Regions from separate parts of the Mus musculus genome. Here region 2 is linked to region 1. The links are chromatin loops, found by intact Hi-C in ENCODE. Cell type or tissue: heart. All regions are shown on one strand. Each heading gives the region's core, and the rest is flanking DNA. Links, peaks and the distances in the headings are about the cores only.

Region 1 (4,388 bases), core at 197-4,196:
ATATAAAATAAGATTAATTAAAAAAATAACAATGAAGAATTTTATTTTCTGAACAGAAGTTGAGTTTTCGTTTTTAAAATATTTCTGTTTGTACCTCCTACACACAAGGACCACAGTATGCACCCCTGAGACAGAAACAGCTGAGCAGTAGAATCAAGAAGAGTTTCCTCTTGCTTAGCCTGGTGTCCCCAGCCACCTCCAAAATGAGCAGGTAGCCGTAGGGACCAAGCAGAGTCCTGCTCCCACCAAAAATGGCAAGACTTAGTGCCAGCAGGAGGTGAGGGGTGGGGGAGGGGTGTTTTCTGGTGAGGCCAGGAGTTAGCTGGACCCCACCAGGTAGTCAAGTGAGCTCCTAACCCTGACGGCGCCTCCTGCTGAGCACACAGGTTGTTGCTTGGTGACAACCACTTGGGACTCTAACTAAAGGCATCCCATTTACTGGAAACCCACAGATGCACGCAGGTGGCAGCAGGCTGATTGACAGCCTCTGGCTGCTCTCCCTGTGGTTCCCTCCTTTCTGCAAAGCCCATCCTTTAACCCCAAGCAAGAGCTACACAGTTACAACCTTTTCTTGAGACCCCTTTGGCTGAGTGGAGCTCTAGTAACAGTCATCTTTGAATGGCTTCATGGTCTCAGGAGGCTCTCCCTGTTGCTTAACATAATTCTTTGCCTTTCACATTCATTGTTGCCTATGGGTTTCATTCGTTAGACATGAACAGGTGTTGGGCTCTGCTCTTGGGAGCTCTGATGGCCTTGACTGTCCCAAACTTCTGCACTCTTCTGGGTATATATTTTTTAAAAAGTTCATTATTATTACTATCATTCTCATCATCACCATCATTCTCATCATCATGGCTATTCGTGTGCATGATGTATATATGTGTGTCGAGTCCCACTCGACCAGCAAGAAAGATGCAAACACCGGTTCTTCTTTAAGCAGTTTACTCAGACAGCTACTTACTTCAAATCCCCTGCCTCTCTAGTTACAAGTGTTTTTCTCCTCTCCAGCCACAACCACGCCCCCACCAATTACCACAGGTCACATCACCTCACCAGGCAGGCTTTCTCAGCCAATCAGGGATTAAGGGCGGGCCATCCACCAAACATGGGCTTGTTTACTACCTGGAGCAGACTTCCATCCTGCTGACCAGGAAGTCCGGAATGGCTCCCTACATATGTGTGAATGTGAATGTGGCTACCATGTACGATGAAGCATATGCAGAGGTGAGAGGACACCATTTAGAAGATGGCTCCTCTTACCTTGTTGAGGCAGGGTCTTTCTTGTTTTTTCTTGCTTGCATATTTCAGGCTAGCTGACGTTCGGGCTTTTAGCTGATCTCCTGTCACTGCCTCCCACCTCAAACGAGGAGTGCTGGAATGACAGATGAATTCCACATCTGGCTTTTTGCCATGGGTTCTGGGGATTGAACTCAAGTTATCAGGCTTGTGAATAAAGCCATTTCTTGTGGGCAATCACACCCGCAGCTTTCCTGACACTGACATCTCATGCCTGAAATCTGTATTCCCACACTAGCCTCCAGCTTGGCTCTCACAGCACCAACTCAGCTTCGATTGCTTGCAAAGGCTTGGGGCTGCTGCTGCCATTGGACCGTCAGCCCGTGACAGTTATCCCAGATGAGCTGCTCACTAAACATGAGCAGAGATACTGCCTGCTAACAGAGAGGACTTAAGGGTCTCCTGATAACATCCGCTCATCCAGGATCTAATAAAAATACAGCTGTCATAACAGAACCGGGGACAATTACAACTGGAAAAAAGAAATCAGGTTCTGCTGCCAGGAAGAATCAGATACTGGAATTGTCTGGCAACGATCTTAAAGAAGCCATCACGAAAGTGACAGTACATGGTAAATATAGCAGTTAAGAGAACTTGCTGCTTCTGCAGAGGACCTGCATCCCAGCACCTACGCAGAGCAGCGCAGACACCGGAAACTCCGACTTCTGTGGACATGGCGCCCTCTTCTGGCCTTCTCATGGATCTGCACGTATGCATATGCAAGTGCACACAAACACGCATACATGATTTAAAAAGAAAATATTTTTTTAAAAAGAGTAAATCCAATTATGATTTACAAATGAAGAAACAGATTTTAGCAAGAAAACAGCACTCATACCAGAGCCTAGAGGAAGTGATAGAATTGAAGATTAAACTTTGAAACAAAAGAATCTCTCTGGATGGGCTCAATAGAAGAATGTATATTATATGTCAGGGGAAATCAGAGAAAGCAATAGAATATGTACGATCTGAAAAACAGAGGCGAAAAAAACCTAAAATGAAAAAGTGCAGTGCATTAGGGGCCAATGAGAATGCAACAAAAGATCCGACACTCACCTCTTAGGAGTATGCTTAGATATGCTAAGTGACCATATAATAGTACAGGCTTAACAAAATTCATGACAAGATATGTTATATTAATATATTAAGCTAAATATGCTGAGGGACCAGAACATGTCTATGATTTCAGTGGGGACTGTGGCTGAAGCATCACCAGTTCAAGGCCAGCCTGGGCTGCAGAGTGAGACTTTGTCTCAAAACAGAAAGGAATAAGACACAGAGAAGGGCTGGGGATACACACACACACACACACACACACACACACACACACACACGTCATAAGAAGATATTCTTAGGGCCTGGAGGTGACGCTCAGTTGGTAAAGCGCTTGCCTAGCATGCATGAATCCCCCAGTTCAAGCCCAGCATTCATACACTGACTATGGTGGCACATGCTGGGAATCCCAGTCCTTAGGCAGCCGTGCGTGGCAAGAGTGTCAGAAGTTCAAGGTCAGCCTGGGTTATATGAGACTCTGTCCTTAAAATATAAATAACAGGAAGGAAGGGAGGAAGGGAGGGAGGAAGGAAGGAAGGAAGGGAGGGAGGAAGGAAGGGAGGAAGGGAGGAAGGAAGGAAGGAAGGGAGGGAGGAAGGAAGGGAGGAAGGGAGGAAGGGAGGAGGAAGGGAGGGAGGAAGGAAGGAAGGAAGGGAGGGAGGAAGGAAGGGAGGAAGGAAGGAAGGGAGGGAGGAAGGGAGGGAGGAAGGAAGGAAGGAAGGGAGGGAGGAAGGGAGGGAGGAAGGGAGGGAGGAAGGGAGGGAGGAAGGGAGGAAGGGAGGGAGGGAGGAAGGAAGGGAGGAAGGAAGGGAGGGAGGAAGGAAGGAAGGAAGGGAGGGAGGAAGGGAGGGAGGAAGGGAGGAAGGGAGGGAGGGAGGAAGGAAGGGAGGAAGGAAGGGAGGGAGGAAGGAAGGGAGGAAGGGAGGAAGAAAGGGAGGGAGGAAGGAAGGGAGGAAGGGAGGAAGGGAGGAAGGGAGGGAGGAAGGGAGGGAGGAAGGGAGGAAGGGAGGAAGAAAGGAAGGAAGGAAGGGGGGAGGTGGATGGACCGAGAGAAGGAATAAAAATCTAACCATAAGAGGCCACACATGTAAATGAGAATGGAAACATAGGAGAAAGCATTTGACTTTGGGCTTAAGAATTCTTAGACCAGCCGGGCGTGGTGGCACACGCCTTTAATCCCAGCACTGGGGAGGCAGAGGCAGGCGGATTTCTGAGTTCGAGGCCAGCCTGGTCTACAAAGTGAGTTCCAGGACAGCCAGGGCTACACAGAGAAACCCTGTCTCGAAAAACAAAAACAAAAACAAACAAACAAACAAAAAAAAGAATTCTTAGACCTAGGCCCCGAAGTGTGACCCGAAAGAGGAAAGGTGGATAAGCAGGAGCGCATTTCATGATAACACTTTGGTTTCAAACAAACAAACAAACAAACAAACAAACAAAAAACTGCTAAAGGAAGAAAGAGAAGGCACAGACCCGAAGACCACATTTATCAATCCCTGGTTGGGAAAACAGTCTTGTAAGCCTGTAAGCTCAATAGAAATAGCTGATGGGAGACCGGTGACAAGCGTGAGTGTTCATGTTCACTGGTGGCCTTTGCAGATGGTGAGTGGGACAGATGTCCATCCTTGCTCACTGCCAAGGTACAGTCATCAATGCAGAGAGCAGATCCGGTGTAGCAGACTTGTGACTGAACACTATTTTCTACAATAAGCTTATTGGGGCACAGCCCCGTGGGAAACCACGCAGTCCCTGTCTGCTTTCATAACTGAAGCCCATAGCATCTCTCGGGCTCACGCTTGTGTTCTCTGGTATTTTGGTGCACACACAAAACCACAGTCTCACCATGACAACGCCACAGGAGGGTGTCGCTACCTTAACTGTCTCTTGGCCCCCAGTGTTCATCCTTCCTGCCTTCTTTGGTGTTCTCCAAATCCTTATTTATTTATTTATATTTAAATATCAAGTCACGTGTTTTCACTTCAGTAAACAAGGTTGGTTGTCCCAACTGCACAGGATACACTTGTTCTCTTGTCCCGACC
Region 2 (4,388 bases), core at 294-4,293, 230 kb before region 1:
TTCCTGGGCAAGAGGCTCTGAGCCATATGTAAGAAAGGTAGCTAAGCACAAGCCATTGAGCAATCCAGAAGTCAGACAACAAGCAGAAGGCTGATATCTCAGAAATGTTTCGTGCTAACTGGTTGATTTATCCCTCCGTGGTTTCTGTTCCAGAAGCCTGTTTAAATCCTTGCCCTGACTTCCCTCAAGAATGGACTGTGACCTGGAAGTGTAAGCCAAATAACAGCCACCCCACACACACACACACAAGTTGCTTTTGGTCAGGGTGTTTTTAATCACAGAAGGGAAAACAACAATATCCAGCCATCTCTTCTCTGTGTGGCCAGCAACTGTGTTATGTTTCCATTCCAGAGCCTTCCTCTCCTTCCACTCCAGAGCCATGCGTCTTTCTTCCCATTCAACAATACAAACTGAATATGACGAATTTCTCAGGTTCAGTGTGGTTAATATCAGACTCATTTTCTACCCTAAACCTTCGACCCTGTGGGGACTTGTAACTGCAGGCTTTCCCACTCATGAATAAGCTCCCCAAAATAATGACTCTGAGATTTCTTACCTATGAATAAAATGTCTAGGCCACTACTTTTGGCTTGGTTCTGATAGTTCATAATCTCTACAGAGATTCCTTGACTGTTTTAACTGCATGCCCAATAGTACACAACCTGACAGTCCTGGGTGTCACGACTGGCCTCTCCCCGTCACCATTCAGCATCCGACGGTCAGCAAACCCTGTGGGTTGTCCCTCAAACACAGCTCTGCCCACTTCTCCCCTAGATTTCCCAGACTGCTCTTTCAGGTCATATATGGATTCTCCTTTGGCTCCTTCAGCTAATTTTACCCCCTTCACCCCTTTGCAGCCAAATGGTCTTTCCATTCCCAAGTGGGAAAGGTGCAAAGGATTAGCTCAGTGTGAGAACAGGAGGCTAAAGGAGAGGTTTAAATCTATACTCAACCAATGCCACTATGCCAGAGAAGAGAGGATCTCGGGTTCCAGAAGTCCATGCCTTCCTCTGCTCCTAATTAACTATAGAACTCAAAACCTTAAGCCCGAGCCTCCGTTCCTGTTAAGGAAGCTTGAAACTTCCTTCCCTGTTGTGACTAGAGCTTTGCTGCCAAGTTTTTAAAAACTTAAAATCGCTTCCCGAAGATAACCAATGGGCTGGAGGGCTATGGGAATCACAGAACTCAATCCAGGATGTATTACTTTCTTTCCTGATGCTATGGTGAAATATACAGACAAAAAGCAACTTACGGAAGTGAGGATTTATTTTGGCTTATGGTTCTGCAGGAATACAGTCCATAGTGGTGGGCAAAGAATGGCTTTAGGAGCTGGGTGGGCTTGATTTCATCCTCAAAATCCGATCCCTCCCAGTGACATACTCCCTCCAGTAAGGTTCCTCCAGTAAGGTTCCACAATCTCCACAAAGAGCATCACCAACTGAGGACCAAGTGTTCAAGTATCTGAGCCCATGAGGGACATTTTATTTATTTCTTTGTTTGTTTGTTTGCTATATATGGTTATATACGAGTACACTGTAGCTGTTTTCAGACACACTAGAAGAGGACATTGGATCTCATTACAGATGGTTGTGAGCCACCACGTAGTTGCTGGGATTTGAACTCAGGACCTTTGGAAGAGCAGTCAGTGCTCTTAACCACTGAGCCATTTCTCCAGCCCCATAAGGCACTTAAAAAAAAAAAAACTCGGACCATTATACAGAACCTCTCTGACGTTTTGGTAAACTCTACAGCTCTGAGGTCTTTCTTTGCAGTGCTGCTGAGCATGAAGAGAAAGTGCACAAGACCCATCCTTATTGGTAATTTTGTTTACATTTTGTTGTAGAGGCTAGTTGGCTTCAAACTTTCAACCCTCCTGCCTCAGCCTCCCCATTGCCAGTACTATAAACACTCACCACCATTTCTAACTTTCACTAATGAGTCTCTTCATAAGAGGAATCATGAGTAATCACCTTGTGAAGGGTTATTATATTTTGCCAGATGTCACTTTTTGGTACAACAGAGCAGAATTTTGTCCGAGAGTGCTAGAAAGTCAAATGTAAGTGGGGTTCTATTTTCCCATCAGCCTGAGCTCCCCTCCAGGAATCCGCAGGATCTCTTGCTTGATTTGAAGGAAACCACACTCTGGGAAGAATTCACTTGTGTTGGAAAAAGACATAGCGAATCCAGATGGCAGATCCTTGTCTTCCTGGATGTTCCTCCCTGTGGCTGCTCCAAGTCTATATTTAGCATGATCTGAGTAAGAAACACACGCTGGGCTAAACTCGGCCCAGAACATCAGCTGTGATTTGTGGCCAGTAGCAGTTATAAATCTCCCAGTTGGAATCTCATCCGGTTGCTACTGGATGGGCTCATTTTCCTTACACCCCACAGCTGTAAATATGTAGAATTAGACTGGACAAGAGGCAGCCCTGTTTATATTGTCTCTCTGTCTGTAATTGTATCTGTTTGCTCCACTGGTTGTTGAACAAGATGAATGCCTTTAAATCCCATTATTAATTATGGTCATTTATTCGAGGGCACTGACAGTGAGCCAACAGAAGAAGAAGAAAAAAAAAAGGCAGCTTCAGCCACACTCACCCTGTTGTGGATTTTCTACTGGGAAAAATAAATCCTGCATATCTACCAGCTACTGAAAATGGTAGGTTTACCACACAGGGGAAAAAAAGACCATAGTAGGTAAAGATATTTGAGCCAAGCTAGACTTTAGGAACATGGTGACCTTGGGGTGAAGCCAGTGGAACTGGCTCCGTGTCCATGTATGGGGATTGAATTTGTGCGGGAGTGGGGCTGGCAGTGTAGGCACACCAAAGCACAGAATTCAGTGTTCACATTTCAGGGCTATTCCTGGATGACCAGCTTGGGTCCTTTGCTAGCCCAGGGGAACGTCCCCACCAAGCAAGTGAGGTCTGGCTAGGTAAGAGAACAGCATGTCTAGCCAAACCTGGATAATACAACTCTTTTTGAAGACTGTGTCTGTGTTCATTGTCCACTTGACAGCATTTGGAGTCACCTAGGAGGGGAGCCTGCAGGCACACCTGCGAGAGATGCTCTTGATTAAGTAGGGATCGAGGTAGGAGGACACACCCTAAAAGCATCATTCTCTGGGCTTGGGCTCTGAATCCCCTGTGAAGGAGGGAGCTAGCTGGGCACCAGCATTAATTTGTCACCTTCCTGGATGTAGATGCAATGGTGCCAGCCACCTCCACCTTTGCTTTCCACATCATGATGAACAAACCCTCAAACGATGAATCAAGAGAAGCTTTTCCTCCCTTAAGTTGCTTTGACAGGGTGTTTTATTACAGCAGCAAGAAAGGTAATTAAAACAGGGTCTTACTATGTAATCCAGGCTGGCTTTGAGCTCACTGTGAAGCCCAGGCTGGCCTTGAACTCTGTATCTACCTGCCTCTGCCTCACAAGTTCTGAGAATACAGAACATGGCACCGTACCCGACACAAGCCAACCCATTCTGTCAAGTTCACGGAGCTCACGGGTTTATGTCTATCGATCCAGATTATTTCTTCCCAGGTGTAGCAGAAGATCCTCCATCTACCTGTATACTCCCACCATGTGCCCAGTTAGGTAGAAACTTTAGACCAGCACTTCTCAAACTTTGACCCTTTAATTCAGTTCCTCATGCTGTGGTGACCCCAACCATAAAATTATTTCCATTGCTACTTCTTAACTGTCATTCTGCTACTATTATGAGTTGTAATGGAAATATCTGTGTTTTCTGATGGTCTTAGGCAACCCCTGTGAAAATGTCATTTGACCCCAAAGAGGTCTCGACCCACAGGTTGAGAACCACCAGTGTGTTCGACCATGCATTTATAGAAATGTGCATAAACCATTTTTCTTTTTGGAAATGCATGTTGTCATTGGCTGTGTGGTGTGGAGATCACGAGCGCAGGTCCTCAGAGCAGACCGATTTCCTCCTGGCGATGCTGTCTACCTTACAAGCCATGACTTCTCAGAAGAGGTGGTTAGGGGTGCTCAGTTAGGAAAACTCTTGCCTCACAGGCATAAGGAACTGAGTTTGAGCCCTAGAAGACACATTTAAAATAGGGGTGGAATGGCGCTCACTTAAAATCCAAGACCTGAGGAAGCTGACAGACAGATCCCTGGGACTCACTGACTAGCCACCCTAACAAACAGGAACTGGATAGATGGCTCAGAGGTTAAGAGCACTGAATGCTCTTCCCAGAGGCTCTGAGTTCAAATCCCAGCAACCACATGGTGGCTCACAACCGTCTGTAATGAGATCTGATGCCCTCTTCTGGTGTGACTGAAGACAGCTACAGTGTATAAATAAATCTTTAAAACCAACCAAACAAACAAACAAACAAAAAACCTAACAAACAGAAAAAGGT

Evidence for each region. Hi-C counts contacts between places; a loop is a spot of excess contacts. Peaks named below come from ENCODE experiments on the same cell type or tissue, not always from the same donor. Only the 100,000 strongest peaks of a DNase experiment are listed, where the experiment ranks them.
Region 2: it touches region 1 in a loop (2.5-fold over the local background); 9 of 42 quality-filtered maps call a loop at or near these places.

The regions. Positions count from the first base shown.
Region 1 is chr13:50,961,857-50,966,244 of GRCm38, reverse strand. No RefSeq gene overlaps it. Among named protein-coding and RNA genes, the nearest start is that of Gm32613, 28 kb to the left of the region's middle. In heart, for the core only: a CTCF peak has its summit at 1,991 (motif pointing left); no DNase peak of the experiment used is centred there.
Region 2 is chr13:51,196,299-51,200,686 of GRCm38, reverse strand. It overlaps the pseudogene H2af-ps2. Among named protein-coding and RNA genes, the nearest start is that of Gm46414, 10 kb to the left of the region's middle. In heart, for the core only: no CTCF peak of the experiment used is centred there; a DNase peak (open chromatin) is centred at 2,276.